2 separate regions of the Homo sapiens genome follow, and region 2 is linked to region 1. A link is an interaction called in ENCODE POLR2A ChIA-PET data of the cell type or tissue named here. Cell type or tissue: OCI-LY7. All regions are shown on one strand. Each heading gives the region's core, and the rest is flanking DNA. Links, peaks and the distances in the headings are about the cores only.

Region 1 (8,376 bases), core at 1,485-6,484:
GGTTGACAAGTCTACTGACGTTGACAACAAGGCAGTAATGCTTGTTTTTGTGTGATACACTTCTCAGGAGGACGTGCATGAGGGTATGTTATGTGCCCTTTTGTTGCCAACCAATACCACAGCTGTAGAACTGATTTGGTAATTTTGTGTTGGTATATGCATGAACAGAGCACGGCTGCCATGACTGGACAGCTTTCTGGTTTCACTACTTGGGTCAAAGAGGTTGCTTCTGAATGCGAGTCTACGCACTGTGTCATCCGTAGAGAAATGCTGGCTAGGCACAAAATGTCACCGAAACTTAACCAACATTTTGCAGGATGTGATTAAAATTATCCACATTAAAGTACGTGCCCTTAGTTTATGTCTGTCTGTGCAGCTCTGTGAGGAAATGGATGCAGAGCACACACAGCTTCTCTTATATGCAGAAGTAAGATGGCTTTCTAAGGTAGATCACTGGCCAGAGGTTTTGAGTTACAAGGTCTCTCCAGAGATTTTTTTTTTTTTTTTAGAAAAATAGTTATCACTGGTAGCACATTTCAGTGATGCAGAATGGGTCACAAAACTTGCTTACTTGTGTGACATATTCAACCTGCTCAAAGAACTCAGCTTGTCACTTCAGGGGAGAATGACAAATGTGTTCGAGTCAGTAGATAAAGTGGCTGCATTCAAAGCCAAACTGGAATTGAGTGAACATTGAGGGATTTTTTTTGACATGCTTCAAACATTAACAGAGATTTTTAAAGAGACTCAGCCAGGACCTTCTTTCTCCCAGCTGGTGCATGATCACCTATCTCAGCTTTCAAAAGAGTTTGAGCATTACTTCCCAACCACAGAAGACCCCCGAACTGGGAAGTAATGGATCCACAAGCTGTTTGTGAATAAGCCAGCTGTATCGACTTTGTCCGTGCTAGAAGAGGATCAACTGCTTAAGGTCACAAATGATGGTGGCCTTAAAAGTATGTTTGAGACAACTTCAAATCTCCATACATTCTGGATTAAAGTCAAGGCGGACTATCCTGAGATTGCCACAAAACACTGAAAAGTCTGTTTCCATTTCTAACATCGTATCTTTGTGAAGCAGGGTTTTCTGTAGTATAGTTAACAGCAACCAAAATGAGATTATGGAATAGACTGGACATAAACAATACACTTTGGGTGTCACTGTCTTCCATCATCCCCAGATGGGACCATCTAGTTGCAGGAAAACAAGCTCAGGGCTCCCACTGATTCTATGTTATGGTGAGTTGTATAATTATTTCATTATATATTATAATGTAATAATAATAGAAATAAAGTATACAATAAATGTAATGCTCTCGAATCATCCCAAAACCATCCCCCCTACCCTGGCCATGGAAAAATTGTCTTCCACAAAACCAGTCCCTGGTGCTAAAAAAGGTTGGGGACTGCTGCAAGTAAGAGATAGATAATAACTAATAATAAAATAGGACAATCGTAACAGTATACTCTAATGAAAAGTTATGGAATTTGGTCTCTGTCTCCAAATATTTTACTGTACTGCAGTTACTGCAGTAACTGAAATGTGGAAAGCAAAGCCTTGGATAAAGGGAGTGCTACTCTAAGGGGAACACAGAACAGGATGAGAAATATTAAATGGAAGAATTTGGGAGAAACTTATGGAGAAAGTGGAATTTTGGAAGTCTTGTCAAAATCTTCCTTGTTTTAGAAAGAGAAGTGTTAATTTTGGCACAGAGGTAGAAAAATGTTGAAAGTATGGGATGGTTGAAACAAGACATATGAGAAGATGATGAGCAATAATGTTGGACAATTAAGGTCAGATTGTAGAGAGTCTAAATACTTGTGGATTTTATTTTGTAAGCAGCAGAGAATGATACAAGGTTGTTGGAATGGAATAATAATATGAGAGTCTGAGGAGATTTATAAAAACTACCTTTAAAAAATTAAAAGCTCTTTAGGGCCAAGCGCAGTGGCTCACACCTGTAATCCCAGCACTTGGGGAGGCTGAGGTAAGAAGATTGCTGAAGACAGCAGTTCAAGACCAGCCTGGGCAGCATAATGAGACTCCATCTCTCTCTACAAAAGATTTAAAAAATAGCCTAGTTTGGTGGCATGCAACTTTTTGTGTGATATACTTCTCAGCAGGATGTGCATGAGGATATGTTATGTGCCCTTTTGTTGCTGAGTCTAGCTACTTGGGAAGCTAAGGCAGGACAGTCACCTGAGCCCAGGAGTTTGATGTTACAGTGAGCTATGATCAAGCCACTGCACTTCAGTCTGGGTGACAGTGAGACCCTATCTCTAAAAATAAATTAAATAAGATATTTTTTATTTAGTTTAACAGTTTCTACTATGTTAAATTCCATATATGTAACACTAATTTAAGTAGTAATATTAATGTTTTTGGGTGTGTTAGAATTCAGAGAAACTTCTGTACATTATTGGAATTGGTGACCTGAAAGGAAGAAGCTGGAGCAAAATTAATACAATTAGAGGGTTTATTTGAATCAAGCTTGAGGATTGCAACTGGGAGCACAGATTTGAGTTGCTCTGAATATACCCTCTGATTAGCAGCAGTTAAAAGTGCATTTTTCCAGCCTGGACAACATAGCCAGACCTCGTGTCTGCTAAAATTAAAAAAAATTAGCCAGGCATCATGGTACATGCCTATAGTCACAGCTATTTTGGGGGCTGAGGCAGAAGGATCACTTGAGCTGGGAAGTCGAAGCTGCCGTGAGCCCTGATCGTGCCACTGCACTCCAGCCCGGGCAACTGAGTGAGACCTTGTCTCAAAAAAAAAAAAAAAAAAAAAAATTTTAAACGGAAGGAAGAAGCAGTTCCTGAGTTGTTTACTGAGAATTTATGTTAAAATAACATAAACTGTTGATTGGCTATACATTGTTCTTTGTATCACAAATTCCAGAAACATGAAGATAAATGAGTGAGGCAGCTAGTCAGGAAGAAAATGACTTTAAACAGTTGCCCCCAGGCTTGGGTGTAGGGGCTTGACTCAAGTCCTATACTCACGTGTCTGTGCTTGCCTACCTCACATGGCTCAGACTGCTCGGAGCTCTTTTTCTTTTCACACAATTGTTATTTAACCTTTATTGAGTTGTGGAATATCTGGCTAGATGGCACTTGGGGAAAACTGAGGTCCAGAGAACTCAGTAACTTATTCAAGAGCACACAGCTCTTAGTATCAGAACTTGGATCTAGAACCCAATTATCTTGATGCTTAGTCATTGCTTTTTATCTGCTGTACTTCCTGTACCATATATTACAGTGTACTGAGTACTTAGAGACAAAGAATGTTGCCACATTTTTTCCTTAAGAGTGTTTACATATGACCAAGTGACCTGTGTGGCCACATACTGCTTTACATTTCTATTTAAATTACAGATTTTTGAGCATATGTTGGTGCTAGAAGAGAGACATTAAGCTTCAGCATTTTTTAGTCCAAAGGAAAGCTGGCCGGGTGCGGTGGCTCATGCCTGTAATTCCAGCACTTTTGGAGGCCGAGGCGGGCGGATCACCTGAGGTCAGGAGTTCGAGACCAGCCTGGCCAACAGGGTGAAACCCTGTCTCTACTAAAAATACCAAAAATTAGCCAGGCGTGGTGGTGGGCGCCTGTAGTCCTAGCTACTGAGGAGGCTGAGACAGGAGAATTGCTTGAACCTGGGAGGCGGAGGTTGCAGTGAGCCGAGATCACACCATTGCACTCCAGCCTGGGCAACAAGAGCAAAACTCCGTCTCAAAAAAAAAAAAAACAAGAAAAAAAAAAGAAAGCTTCATCTTGGAGGAAGTAGGATTTGAGCTGATTTAGAAGGATGTATGAGTGGAGAAAAGAATGGAATAGGAATAATAATAACACACGCAAAGTGTCAGGGGTGGAAATACATTGTTTTCTGAGCCTAGTGAGAGTCATGCCAGAACAGACAAATTTGTTTCAGAATAATGAGAGATGTACATGGTAACATTTATGTAGTATTTGATAGAATTTCTGTAACATGGGGATTGGTTAAAAATCTGACAATGTGGGAGACCATATTTGTACAAAGAATACTCATAGGCATTATTATACTGTTGACCCTTGAACAATTGGGGTTAGGGATACTGACCCCTGTGCTGTGGAAAATTTGGCTGTAACTTTTGAATCCCCCAAAATTTAACTACTAATAGCCTACTGTTGACAGGAAGTCTTACTAATAACATAAACAGATAACACATATTTTATATGTTATATGTTTATATACTGTATAATTACAATAAAGTAAGCTAGAGAAAAAGTGTTATTAAATTGTAAAGAAGAGAAAATAGGCCGGGCACAGTGGCTCACACCTGTAATACCAGCACTTTGGGAGGCTGAGACGGGAGGATCACCTGAGGTCCGGAGTTTGAGACCAACCTGACCAACATGGAGAAACCCTGTCTCTACTAAAATTACAAATTAGCCGGGTGTAGTGGCGCATTCCTGTATTCCCAGCTACTCGGGAGGTTGAGGCAGGAGAATCGCTTGAACCCTGGAGGCAGAGGTTGCGGTGAGCTGAGATCACGCCATTGCACTCCAGCCTGGGTAACAAGAGCGAAAACTCCATCTCAAAAAAAAAAAAAAAAAAAGAAGAGGAAGAAGAAGAGAAAATACATTTACTATTCTTTAAGTGGAAGTGGATCATGATAAAGGTCTTCATCCTTGTCATCTTCACACTGAATAGGTTGAAGAAGAGGAGGGGTTGGTTTTCCCTTCCTGGATAGCAGAGGCAGAAGAGGTAAAGGAGGTGAAAGGGGAGGCAGGAGTATCAGGCACACTTGGTATAACTTTTATTGAAAAAATCCACATGTAAGCGGACCAGCGCAGCTTACCCACCATGTTGTTCAACTGTATTTGATTGAGATTCCGTAAAGGCAGACTTAACATACCATCTCTTCTGTACTCATCTTTTCCCACCACCCTGGTCTTTGGCATTTTGTGTGGAAATCAATACAGCAAATAAAGACACATGCACACATATGTTTATTGTGGCACTGTTCACAATAGCAAGGACTTGGAACCAACCCAAATGCCCATCAGTGATAGACTGGATAAAGAAAATGTGGCACAGGTACAACATGGAATACTATGCAGCCATAAAAAAGGATGTCCTTTGCAGGGACATGGATGATGCTGGAAACCATCATTCTCAGCAAACTAACACAAGAACAGAAAACCAAATGCTGCATGTTCTCACTCATAAGTGGGAGTTGAACAGTAAGAACACATGGAGACAGGGAGGGAAACATCATACACCAGGGCCGGTCGGGGTGGGGGGCTTGGGGAAGGATAGCGTTAGGAGAAATACCTAATGTAGATGACAGGTTGATGGGTGCAGCAAACCACCATTGCACGTGTATACCTATGTAACAAACCTGCACATTCTGCACATGTACCCCAAAACTTAAAGTATAATAAAAAAAGCAAAAAAAAAAAAAAAAGAATTTCAGATATTTTGTTAAGGTGTGACAATTAAATCTATGTCAAGGATAGTGTTAGCTTAGAGTTAACTGCCTAATGTTATGCCTGCAGTTAGCCCTATGGTTTTAGGATTGGATTATTTCTAAATAAATAAAGATTATGCATCATAATACCCATCCTTGTATCAGATCAGTTGATCAAAAAAGATTAAGATCCTCTATTAAAGGTCCCCAGTAGGTTTTTTATGCTTTTTTCTGTAAATAAACTTTAATATGATCATTTAACATTAAACCTGAGCTATCATGACAATACAGTCTATGAACCTGTATTCCTGGACTGTCATAGAATCAAAGAAGTTGGAAAGGCTTTAGAAATAATCTTCATTATTCCTGAAATAATTTGACTTGTTAATCCTTGTTGATTATACCCACGTGTAATTGGGTATCTTTGAGTGCTTTGTCAGATAGCTGGTTCAGAAATCTATCTTAGCATGCTGTAAAACCTGTTTTAAAAATAGGTATGAGCCATTCAGTGTGACTGAAAGGTTGTTGACACAATGGAAAAACTATTAAATGAGTTTGCACAGAAAATCACCATTACTGAAGAAAGGTTTTTTTATTTTAAACAGAAAATTCGTTGAATTTTTATTTCTATAGACCCAAATAAATACAGTTTAAAATATTTAGAACACTTTATATAACTAGAATACTGTTAGATTTTTGGTATTTATCTAAGTGTAGCTTGGTAAACAAATATATAAAGTCTTTGCGATTATTTTCTTGTGAGGCAGGCAGTGTTTTTCAAACTTTCATTTGAGCTTTTTCTTTTAAAAAATACTATTATTTATATGTGAACATTTAAATATTCCCTAAATATATTAAATATCTGATATGTTTAATAGAGTGATAAAATCCTTTCACGTTTTGTGTATGAAATGTATATTATTTACATTGTTGGGGGTTAGGAAAGAGGATCTTTATTTTGTTAGATAATCTGGAATATTTGTCAATAAAGATTGGGTAAAGTGAAAAGAGGGTAAAGTGAAAAGTTGATATTCTCATATTTTTGTACCATTTTTCATAGTTTGCTTGAGGGGATAGGTTATAACCAATCTGGAAAGCATTCACAGTTGTCATGACAAACAAATACAATGAAGGTGTAGTGTGTATTGAATAGTCCCCTAGCAAAATCAGTGGGGCAAACCTCTGGGATACAAGGTGGTTGAAGTTAATAAATCATACTCAAAGGCTTCCAGGACAGAAAAACAAAAATGGGAGATTTTAAGTCAGTAAGGGAAAGCTTCCTCAAAAAACCCTCGTGAGAGAAATGAAGATAGCCACACCTGACTGAGAAATTAAGTGGAGGTGAACTTTGAAATCTGTAAATAATCCATGTGTATGTAATTGAGAATTGACATTGTGACCTTATGATAATTGGATAGCTATTTTTATTTTCAATGTGAACAAAAACTGATTGCATGTATTTCTCCTTAAACTGCTATGTTTAAAAAAGGAAATATAAATACTTCTAGTTCCTAGATTGGGGAATTTTTTATATGAAAATTGATGTTAAAAATAATTATAATTGAAAACCTACTGTATGTCCTGGACTGTGGCAGGCATCTTATATATATTATTTATTGGTTACAAAGATCCTATAAGGGGTGGGGAGGTACAGTTATTTCTAGTTTATAAGTGAAAGAAACAGGTTGAGAGAAATTCCGTGACTTATTCAATATTACATAATAGATAGTAGAGCTAATATTTGAATTCAGGTATTTTGACTCTAACCTTCTTTTCTTTCCATTATGTTAGGCTGTTTGTCAGGAATTTCAAAACATAGTTTGCTTGAATTTGATCAGTTAGAGTCACTAATATCTTAGGAAAGGTTATAAAATAATTTGGTTTATAACAGTCAAAAATACAGGCATTGAATAAATTCTGCTTTAAATTTTAGAGGTTTATCGTCTAAACATTTGAACTTGTTGATAATTTTTATTGTATCTGAATCTTAATATGCTCAAAAAGCATGCATGCTCCCACTCATGCATGCTCCCACTCATCATGCATGCTCCCAAGAGTGGTATATAAAACCTCCGGTACTTTGTTTACTGAGGCAAACTAGTGGTAGCGTTTCTACAGTTGCAGATCTGTATGTGCTAGGATTGGCTCAGCAGGGTGCTTTACCCCCAGGATTTCCCTGAGATCATCCTGTGTGTCCTTGGATGATTTTGGTTTGTAATGAGTTCTGCAGCCAATAACTGCTTTTGAACCTGTTTTAGGCTCATCCTTAACACTAGACCAGAGGTAACCTCTATGCCAGTGTCATCTTGTGACTAAAATAGTATTCTGGAGTTGATGGGAATCAGTCTCAAATAACCTCTAGGGTTAAGGAATCATTAAGTTTAGTACCTATCCTGTTTTAGACAAACACAGAAAAGATGCTTATGAAATGGTTTTTGGTATTTGTCTTAGTTTGATTATTTTTAAAAGAGATTTGCAGAGTTATAGAACATATCAGCAGTTTTAATCTGTTTCTTGTAAGTTACAATTCAGTAGCTTAATTTTTTTCAATAAAATAAACTTTTAGGGACTGTATTTTATAAACTGAAATATTAAAGAGTTTTTTTGATCTTTGAGGATTAATTGTCATAACTACTTAAATGACAGTTAGCAAACTGTGATATCTGGGAAGTCTTTAGTGTTAATTATTCCTGTGTATTAACTCTAATATTGGCTTAGTATTTAACATAAATACTTTTTGGCTCTTGGGTTATTTTAATTCAGTTTTGTGTTTACTGAGTGTCAGGGAAAATTAAATATCATTATAAATTCTGTCATCTCTGTTAAGCCATCCTTTAGCAATGGTAACTGACACTGGTTTTTAGAAACAAACTACATTACTGATTGAATGAATTGGTTTCTTGTATGTGGATTTTTAGATGAACA
Region 2 (8,376 bases), core at 2,018-7,017, 57 kb before region 1:
CCATACTCTTCTGTTTTCTCTTCCTCCTGCTTTGCTGTACCCTTTCTGAGGTTTGGTTTCTCTTTGTTATGTATTTGCTTTTCTGTATTCTTTTTTTTCCAGCTTTGCTTACAAGTTTCACTTTGAATATTTTGACAGATTAAAAAATAGATTATTCTTTTTAATATACTTGAGGTGTCATCTCATACATTAAATACCTTTCCATTTATTAAATTGATAAAACATATAAAGCAAAGTTATTGTAATTTTGCGGCCAGGTGTGATGGCTCACGCCTGTAATTCCAGCACTTTGGGAGGCCGAGGTGGGTGGGATCACCTGAGGTCAGGAGTTCGAGACCAGCCTGGACAACATGGTGAAACCTCATCTCTATTAAAAATACAAAAATTAGCTGGGGCCAGGTGCGGTGGCTCACAACTGTAATCCCAGCACTTTCGGAGGCTGAGGTGGGCAGATCATGAGGTCAGGAGTTCAACACCAGCCTGACCAACATGGTAAAACCCCATCTCTACTAAAAATACACACATACACAAAAATTAGCTGGCCGTGGTGGCACGTGCCTGTAATCCCAGCTACTCAGGAGGCTGAGGCAGGAGAAGTGCTTGAACCCAGGAGGCAGAGGTTGCAGTGAGCCAAGATCGTGCCACTGCACTTCAGCCTGGGGCGACAAGAGCAAAACTCCGTCCCACCACCAACAACAACAAAAAAAGATAATTTTGCTTGCTTAGATTTTTGTTTTCCAAAATTGAGTATTGTTTGGGTATGAAATGTGAGTTGGAATATGCTATTTTGCTTATTAGAGCCATTAAAAATTTTTTTTTTCTTTAAGAGATAGGGCCTCACTCTGTTGCCCAGGCTATAGTTCAGTGGTGCTGTCATGGCTCACAGCAGCCTTGACCACCCATCTTCAAGCAAGCCTCCTGCCTCAGCCTCCTGAGTAGCTAGGACTACAGTCACACACCACCACATCCAGTGAATATTTATTTATTTTTACATTCTGTTTATTTGTATTACTGTTCCTTGCAGAGCAGGACTAACTCATAGGCAGTATGTCCAGAGTTGGCCTATTTTAAAATTTTTTGTAGAGACACGGTCTTGCTCTGTTGCCCAGGCTGGGAGCTCAAAGTGCTAGGATTACAGGTGCGAAACACTGCACCTGGCCTTATTAGAGCAGTTTAATTTTTTAAAAAAAGGAGAAACAGGCCAGGTGCAGTGGCTCATGCTAGTAATCCCAGCACTTTTGGAGGCCGAGGTGGGTAGATCACTTGAAGTTAGGAGTTCAAGACCAGCCTGGCCAACATGGTGAAACCTTGCCTCTCCTAAAAATACAAAAATTAGCTGGGCATGCATGCCTATAACGCCAGCTATTTGGGAGGCTGAGGCACAAGAATTGCTTGAACCTGGGAGGTGGAGGTTGCAGTGAGCCGAGATCGTGCTGTGTTTCACAAATTTTTCTATTGCATTTTCATTTCAGTTCAGGATATCTCTAATTCCTGTTTGATTTCTTTTTTAACCCATGGGTTATCAAGAAGTGTTGTTTAGTTTCCAATATTTGAGGATTTTTTTCCAGATTTTTGTTTTGGTGTTTTTCATTTCTAATTTAATTTCTTGTGGTCAGAGAACATATTCTGTATGATTTTAGTGCTTCTAAATTTCTTGGGGTTTGTTTTATGGACCATCTTGATGAATTTTTATATGTCCACTTTAAAAAATGTGTATTTTGGCTAGGCGCGGTGGCTCACAACTGTAATCTCAGCATTTTGGGAGGCCAAGGCGGGCGGATCACCTGAGGTCAGGAGTTCCAGACCAGCCTGGGCAACATGGTGAAACCCCATATGTACTAAAAATACAAAAATTAGCTGGGCGTGGTGGCACACACCTGTAATCCCAGCTCCTCGCTAGGCTGAGGCACAAGAATCGCTTGAACCTAGGAGGTGAAGGTTGCAGTGAGCTTAGATGGCACCACTGCACTCCAGCCTGGGCGATTGACGTGAGACTCCGTCTCAAAAAAAAAAGTGTATTTTGCTGTTGTTAGGGATATAGTGCTCTATAAATTAAGAGCAATTAAGTCAACTTTGTTGATAGTGAATGTGGTTCACTTTTTTTATATTCTCACTTATTTTTGTCTGCTTGTTAATTTGCAACTTTAATATTGGATTTGCCTGTTTTTCCTGTCAGTTTTTCTAGGTTTTGCTCTATTTTTGTGACAGCTTTATCAAGCTATGATCACGTATCATACAGTTCACCCATTTAAAGTGTACAGTTGAATAGTTTTTAGTATATTCACAGAGTTATGCAACCACCACCAAAACGATAGAACATTTTCATCACCTCAGAAAGGAACTACACCTTTTAGACATCACCTCCCCAATTCTCCATCTTCCATCCTGCCAGCCCTAGGCAAGCACTAATTTACTTTCTGTCTGTAGGTATATGTCTATTCTTAACATCTAATATAAATGGAATCAAATAACGTGGTCTTTTGTGATTAGCTTCTTTCACTTAGCGTAGTGTTTTGAAGGTTATTCCATATAGTTTGAAGCTGTGTTCTTAGGCAAGTACACATTTAGAATTGTTATTCTTGATGAATTGGCCCCTTTTTTCATTATAAAGTGCCCTTTTTATCCTTGGTAATATTCCTTGTCCTGAAACTTTGTTAATATAGCCAATTCAGCCTTCTTCTTATTTGTATTTACATGCTCTATCTTTTCCCATTCTTTTTCTTTTAACTTATCTGTATGTCTATATTATTGTTACATGTAGATAGATATCATATAGTTGGGTCTTACCTTTTTTTTAATCCAGTGACAATCTCTGTCTTTTAATTGGAGTATTTAGATTATTTATATTTAATAGAAATATTAGTAAATTTGGTTTTAAATTTACCATTTTGCTTTTTCCAATTTGCTTCTTTATTCTTTATTCTTTTGTTTCCCCTTTTCTTGTCATTTTTAAGCATTCCATTTTACCTCCATGATTTGGTTAGTAGCTTGTAGCTCTGTGGGTTTTTTTTTTATTTCAGTATTGTCAACTTACCACAATCTACCTTCAAATAATATGAGACTTCTTTATGTAATGTGTAAGAACCTTTCAATAGTATACTTCCATTTATTCCCTCCCCCCTCACATTTCTGGCCTTTGTGCTAATTGTCATGTATTTTACTTTACATATGCCATAAACCCCATGATGTATGTTATTTTGCTTTAAAGAATCATTTCTAAAGAGATTTCTTTAAATTTAAAGAGAATAAAACCTCTTTCATATTTATCATTAGGTGTGCTGTACATTCCTTTTCATAGATCTACATTTTCATTTAAGTATCATTTTCCTTCAGCCTGAAGAAATTCCTTTAGCAGTCTTTGTTATGCTGTTTTCTCGGTGACAGATTCAGCTTTTGTTTATTTGAACATGTTTTTATTTCACATTTTTTGGAGGATATTTTTTGGTGGATATAGAATTCTAGATTGACTTTTTCTTCTAATACTTTAAAAGTAGTCCATTCTCTTCAGGCTTGCATTGTCTTTGATAAGTCTATGGTCAGTCTTATCCTTCTTTCTCTGTATATAATGTATTACATGATTCTCAGATTTTCTCTTTTATCACTGGTTTTTAGAAATTTAGTTATGATTTGCCTTCATATGATTTTCTTTATGTTGTTTGGAATTTTATTCCAAAATCCATTTTTTAGCATCTCTTTAAAAATGTATTTATATATTCCTAATTAATTGAAGAATTTGAGAGTTTTTTAGAATTATATTTAAAGGCATGAGTAACCTCAGCAAATACCAAGTTTATTGTATTAGTACTTTTCCAATGAAGTCTCTTAATTTATAAAGTTATTTAAGAGTTTTATGCATCAGTATAGTTATATGTATCTTCTATGGAAATAAAATACTCCCTTTTCCTCATATTTACTTCTAATTTTTATGTAGTGTTTTCAACTTTAGCACTTAAATTTATGAAGCATTGATCTTATTCTTCAAATAGAACACTTAATTTTCTTGGTTTGTATAATTTACCAATTCAGATCATTTCAATTTTCCAAACTCTTGTGACAAATGTTTATATAAAAACGAAGTCAGTTTTTAATCTGTGTCTAGGTTGAAAGTCATGGTGTTGGCCCTTTCTTTAAATATGTGAAATGGCTTTCCAATTAACAGTTTAACTTTATTTGTAAGACAGTACTATGGTATTGACCATAAAGTATTTTTGCTTTGAGTTTAATAAGGACTCAAAAGAGTGAAGCATTTATGGCAGATTCTTGTTATCTCGTTTTCTTTTTTAGGCCTGATCAACCCCGTATAACCAAAGATGTAATTTGTTTTCATGCTGAAGATTTCTTAGAAGTAGTTCAACGAATGCAGTTAGATTTACATGAACCTCCACTGTCCCAGGTATTTTTAATACACTTACTGTCTTTGGTTTAGTTTTTATTATGAAGAGAGTTATTTGTATTTCTTGTTTTATTATTTTTTAGTGTGTCCAATGGGTTGATGATGCAAAACTGAATCAACTGAGGAGGGAAGGCATTCGCTATGCCAGGATTCAGCTATATGATAATGACATTTATTTTATTCCAAGGAATGTTGTTCATCAGTTCAAGACAGTTTCAGCTGTATGCAGTTTAGCATGGCATATTCGGCTCAAATTATATCACTCAGAGGAGGACACTTCTCAGAATACAGCTACTCATGAAACAGGCACATCATCAGATTCCACATCATCTGTTCTTGGACCTCACACTGACAACATGATTTGTGCTGTAAGCAAAGCCTCCTTGGATTCTGTTTTTTCAGATAAACTTCATTCTAAATATGAATTACAGCAGATTAAACATGAACCTATTGCATCTGTAAGAATCAAGGAAGAACCTGTGAATGTTAATATTCCTGAAAAGACTACAGCACTGAATAATATGGATGGCAAGAATGTTAAAGCAAAATTGGATCATGTTCAATTTGCAGAATTTAAGATTGACATGGATTCTAAATTTGAAAATAGCAACAAAGATTTAAAGGAAGAATTGTGCCCTGGAAATCTAAGTCTAGTTGATACAAGGCAACACAGTTCAGCACATTCAAATCAAGATAAAAAAGACGATGACATTTTGTGCTAAATTTGCATATACCATCTAAAATCCTTTTTTAAAAAAATTTAATGTAATAAAGATTCATGAATTCTGAAAGCAAGCCAAGGACTTGCTCCTATGTCTGTTACAAAACATAGTTTATGTAGCTTTGTAACATTCCTCAGTGCCTGTCCATAACTGTGAAGTATTAAGCACTTAGGGCCAGATGCACTGTAAACATTGCAGGTTTAAACATAAAGGAGTCTTTAAAAAAAAATCATTTACGTTGGAATTTTAGGTTTTAGAATAGAGCTGACATTAACATATATATATATATATAAATATATATATATATTTTGTAATATGAGCCAGAATTCTTTTTCAACAATTTAAAGCTTTTCCATAGAGCTTATTTATATCCTTTTTTTTCATTTTAAATGTGTCAGCACTGTAGTGTAAATAGCTTTTAAATATCTTTTTAGTGTGATTTATACTGAAATGTGAGCCACTTAATAAAGGTTCATATGTTCATATTAATAAATATGTTTTCTGTTGAGTCTGTAAAGACAAACTGACAATTCATTTAAGTCATTTGATAATGATTCTCTGCTGGTATATCTATTTAGTGTGGTATTGTAGTGCAAATGTACGTAATTCAAATCTAGTAAATATTTAAGTTCCTCACACTGTGCAGGCTTTTTTTTTTTTTTCTTTTTTTCTTTTTTTTGATACGGAGTTTCATTCTGTCACCAGGCTGGAGTTCAGTGGTGCGATCTCGGCTCACTGCAACCTCTGCCTCTCGGGTTCAAGTGATTATTCTCCTGCCTCAGCCTCCTGAGTAGCTGGGACTACAGGCACGCACCACAACACCCAGCTAATTTTTGTATTTTTAGTAGAGATGGGGTTTCATCATGTTGGCCAGGATGGTCTTGATCTCTTGACCTTGTGATCCGCCCACCTTGGCCTCCCAAAGTGCTGGGATTGCAGGGGTGAGCCACAGCGCCCAGCCTATGCAGGCATTTTTAACAACCAAGACTCAGTTAAGAAAGTGTGCATCTGCGTGTGTGTGAATGTGTATATATATGTATATATATATCATATTTTGCATAATTTTCTTAAATTGCTGAATAAGATCAATATGTGAAATTCCTTAGCCCTTCTCCCCAAAATACATTGAAAAAAGTTTTATATTAAACTATTAAGAAAGCAGTTTAGGTAATAGAAACAGTTTTAGAAAGTTGGGAGAAACAAGGTATGTTAATGATAACAAAGGCTTCTAACTAATAGTTACGTGGCCAGATTACATAGCCTACCATAGATTTTTTTTATTGTGTATGGGATGATAAGAAGTTTAGAGAATTTTCTTACTAGTAAGTACCTTTACTAAGTAATAGCTAAGTATAAAATCTTTAGTTACAGAAAGCTTGTGAGCAATTAAAATCCTTTTACATTTTTCTTGCAGAATGGGAGAAAAATATGGCAAATACAAAACTGTAAAATAAGGGCAATGACAATGACTCAACTGCCATATAGAGATATAATTAACAAAATACTTTGTGGTACCTCTTATCTCTCAGGATCTCCTCCCTACCCTAGCAAGGCAAACAACTTGGAGTACTTCCTTTTCGAAAGAAGTTCTAGAAATTAAATTGAGGTAGGAGACGGATTGACAGTGCCTAACTAAAGATGAGTAAAACAGACCTCTTTAATGATAGACTCACTATTTGACACTGCTTCTACTATTGTAATTAAAAATCAGAAGTCTTTGATGTATGCGTTGCTGTAAGAAACTCTGCTCATTGCAAATCTATTTTGTTTGTTTTTGGTATTATTCTGGGCACATACTTTGGTTGATGACTTTCAATTGGGGTTCTTTGTGCTGCCTTTTGGGTTACTGTTGGTATTTCCATTTCTGGCTTAATTTATGGTAACCATCAAAACTGCTTATATTTCTGGTTAGGGCGAAGCCATTTAGGAAGAAGCATTTCACCAGAACAAGTAAAAGTTAATTGCAGCAATGATGTCAGTTTTGGCCCCTAGTTTAATAAAAGGATAGGCAAATATCATAGGAAATCTTCATGGTTTGTAGGAAATCAGTGTTTGCAACGTAGGAAGTTTCATGGGATAGGGAAGGTATAAATCAAGATAGTAAGGGTTTTGTTTTATATGTCATTGTCTTACCATGCTCCCCACCTATTTAATCTTCTGTTTTAAGCTAAATTTATGGATTTGCACCTACCTTTTTGAGTGGCAGAAGTTCTTAACAAACCAGTATTGAGAAATAAGAAGGGATGTAGTTAAAATGGTTTTCTGTTTCTCTTTAAAGTTGAAGAATGATATATTTAACAAGAGTTGTGTTTTATTTCCAGTTTTCCAGTAGCATATATGTAGATGCATTGAGGTCATACTGTGAGAAAATGTCTTTAGGGTATCCCTCCAAAATAGGAGCCTTAAACTTTTTAACTTAAAGGAAGGCATATCTAAAAACCATAGTGGTTGCTTTTAGGTATAGTTTCCTATATAACCTATAGTCAGACTTATCTATAATATGAAAATTTAATTGTTTTAAAAATGCATACATCGGCCGGGTGCAGTGGCTCACGCCTGTAATCCCAGCACTTAGGGAGGCCGAGGCGGGCGGATCACGAGGTCAGAAGTTTGAGACCAGTCTGGCCAACATGGTGAAACCCCGTCTCTACTAAAAATACAAAAAAATTAGTTGGGCGTGGTGGCGTGCGCCTGTAATCCCAGCTACTTGGGAGGCTGAGGCAGGGGAATTGCTTGAACCCGGGAGGAGAAGGTTGCAGTGAGCCGAGATCGCCCCACTGCCCTCCAGCCTGGGCGACAGTCTCAAAAAAAAAAAAAAAAAAAAGCATACATCTCTGAAGGTAAAGTATAAATCAGTGGGCTCAAGATTTGCAGGTACAGCCTTGTTAATGCCTTCAATAATGCTTACGTTCCTTGTCTTATGGGTTATAATTTTCACATCCTCTTCAGATACAATCTGAGAACTTGTTGACTACCTTTGTTACATGCAAAAATTTTCTATTTTAATATTGCATTATATTAATGGTTTCATAGTACATTCCAGTTCTTTATCTGAATACAAGCGTTTTGCTTTTATTTCCAGTTTCTTGGACCAGAACAATAAAATACATAAGACATCGTTTCTATATGGTCATATACTATATAGAATAAAGAATTGTTATGTAAATTATTAAATGAGTATACAGACCTTTACATAAAAACTAAGGTACCTCAGTGGAATCTGCTACAGTGCTTCCCCCTCCCTACCCCTCCATTTTGTTT

Evidence for each region. Peaks named below come from ENCODE experiments on the same cell type or tissue, not always from the same donor. Only the 100,000 strongest peaks of a DNase experiment are listed, where the experiment ranks them.
Region 2: POLR2A ChIA-PET joins it to region 1 with 5 read pairs; 3 of 35 experiments call an interaction of 5 or more read pairs at or near these places.

What each region holds. Positions count from the first base shown.
Region 1 is chr7:77,831,543-77,839,918 of GRCh38, forward strand. The region is part of intron 1 of PHTF2 (putative homeodomain transcription factor 2); the gene reads left to right. Among named protein-coding and RNA genes, the nearest start is that of PHTF2, 37 kb to the left of the region's middle. RefSeq lists an enhancer at 3,375-3,875. In OCI-LY7, for the core only: no CTCF peak of the experiment used is centred there; no DNase peak of the experiment used is centred there; H3K4me3 peaks cover 746 bases; H3K27ac peaks cover 1,184 bases.
Region 2 is chr7:77,774,054-77,782,429 of GRCh38, forward strand. It overlaps RSBN1L (round spermatid basic protein 1 like), which reads left to right. Exons shown (of 8, transcript NM_198467.3): 7 at 4,285-4,393; 8 at 4,477-8,376. The coding sequence ends at 5,115. Among named protein-coding and RNA genes, the nearest start is that of TMEM60, 20 kb to the right of the region's middle. In OCI-LY7, for the core only: no CTCF peak of the experiment used is centred there; no DNase peak of the experiment used is centred there.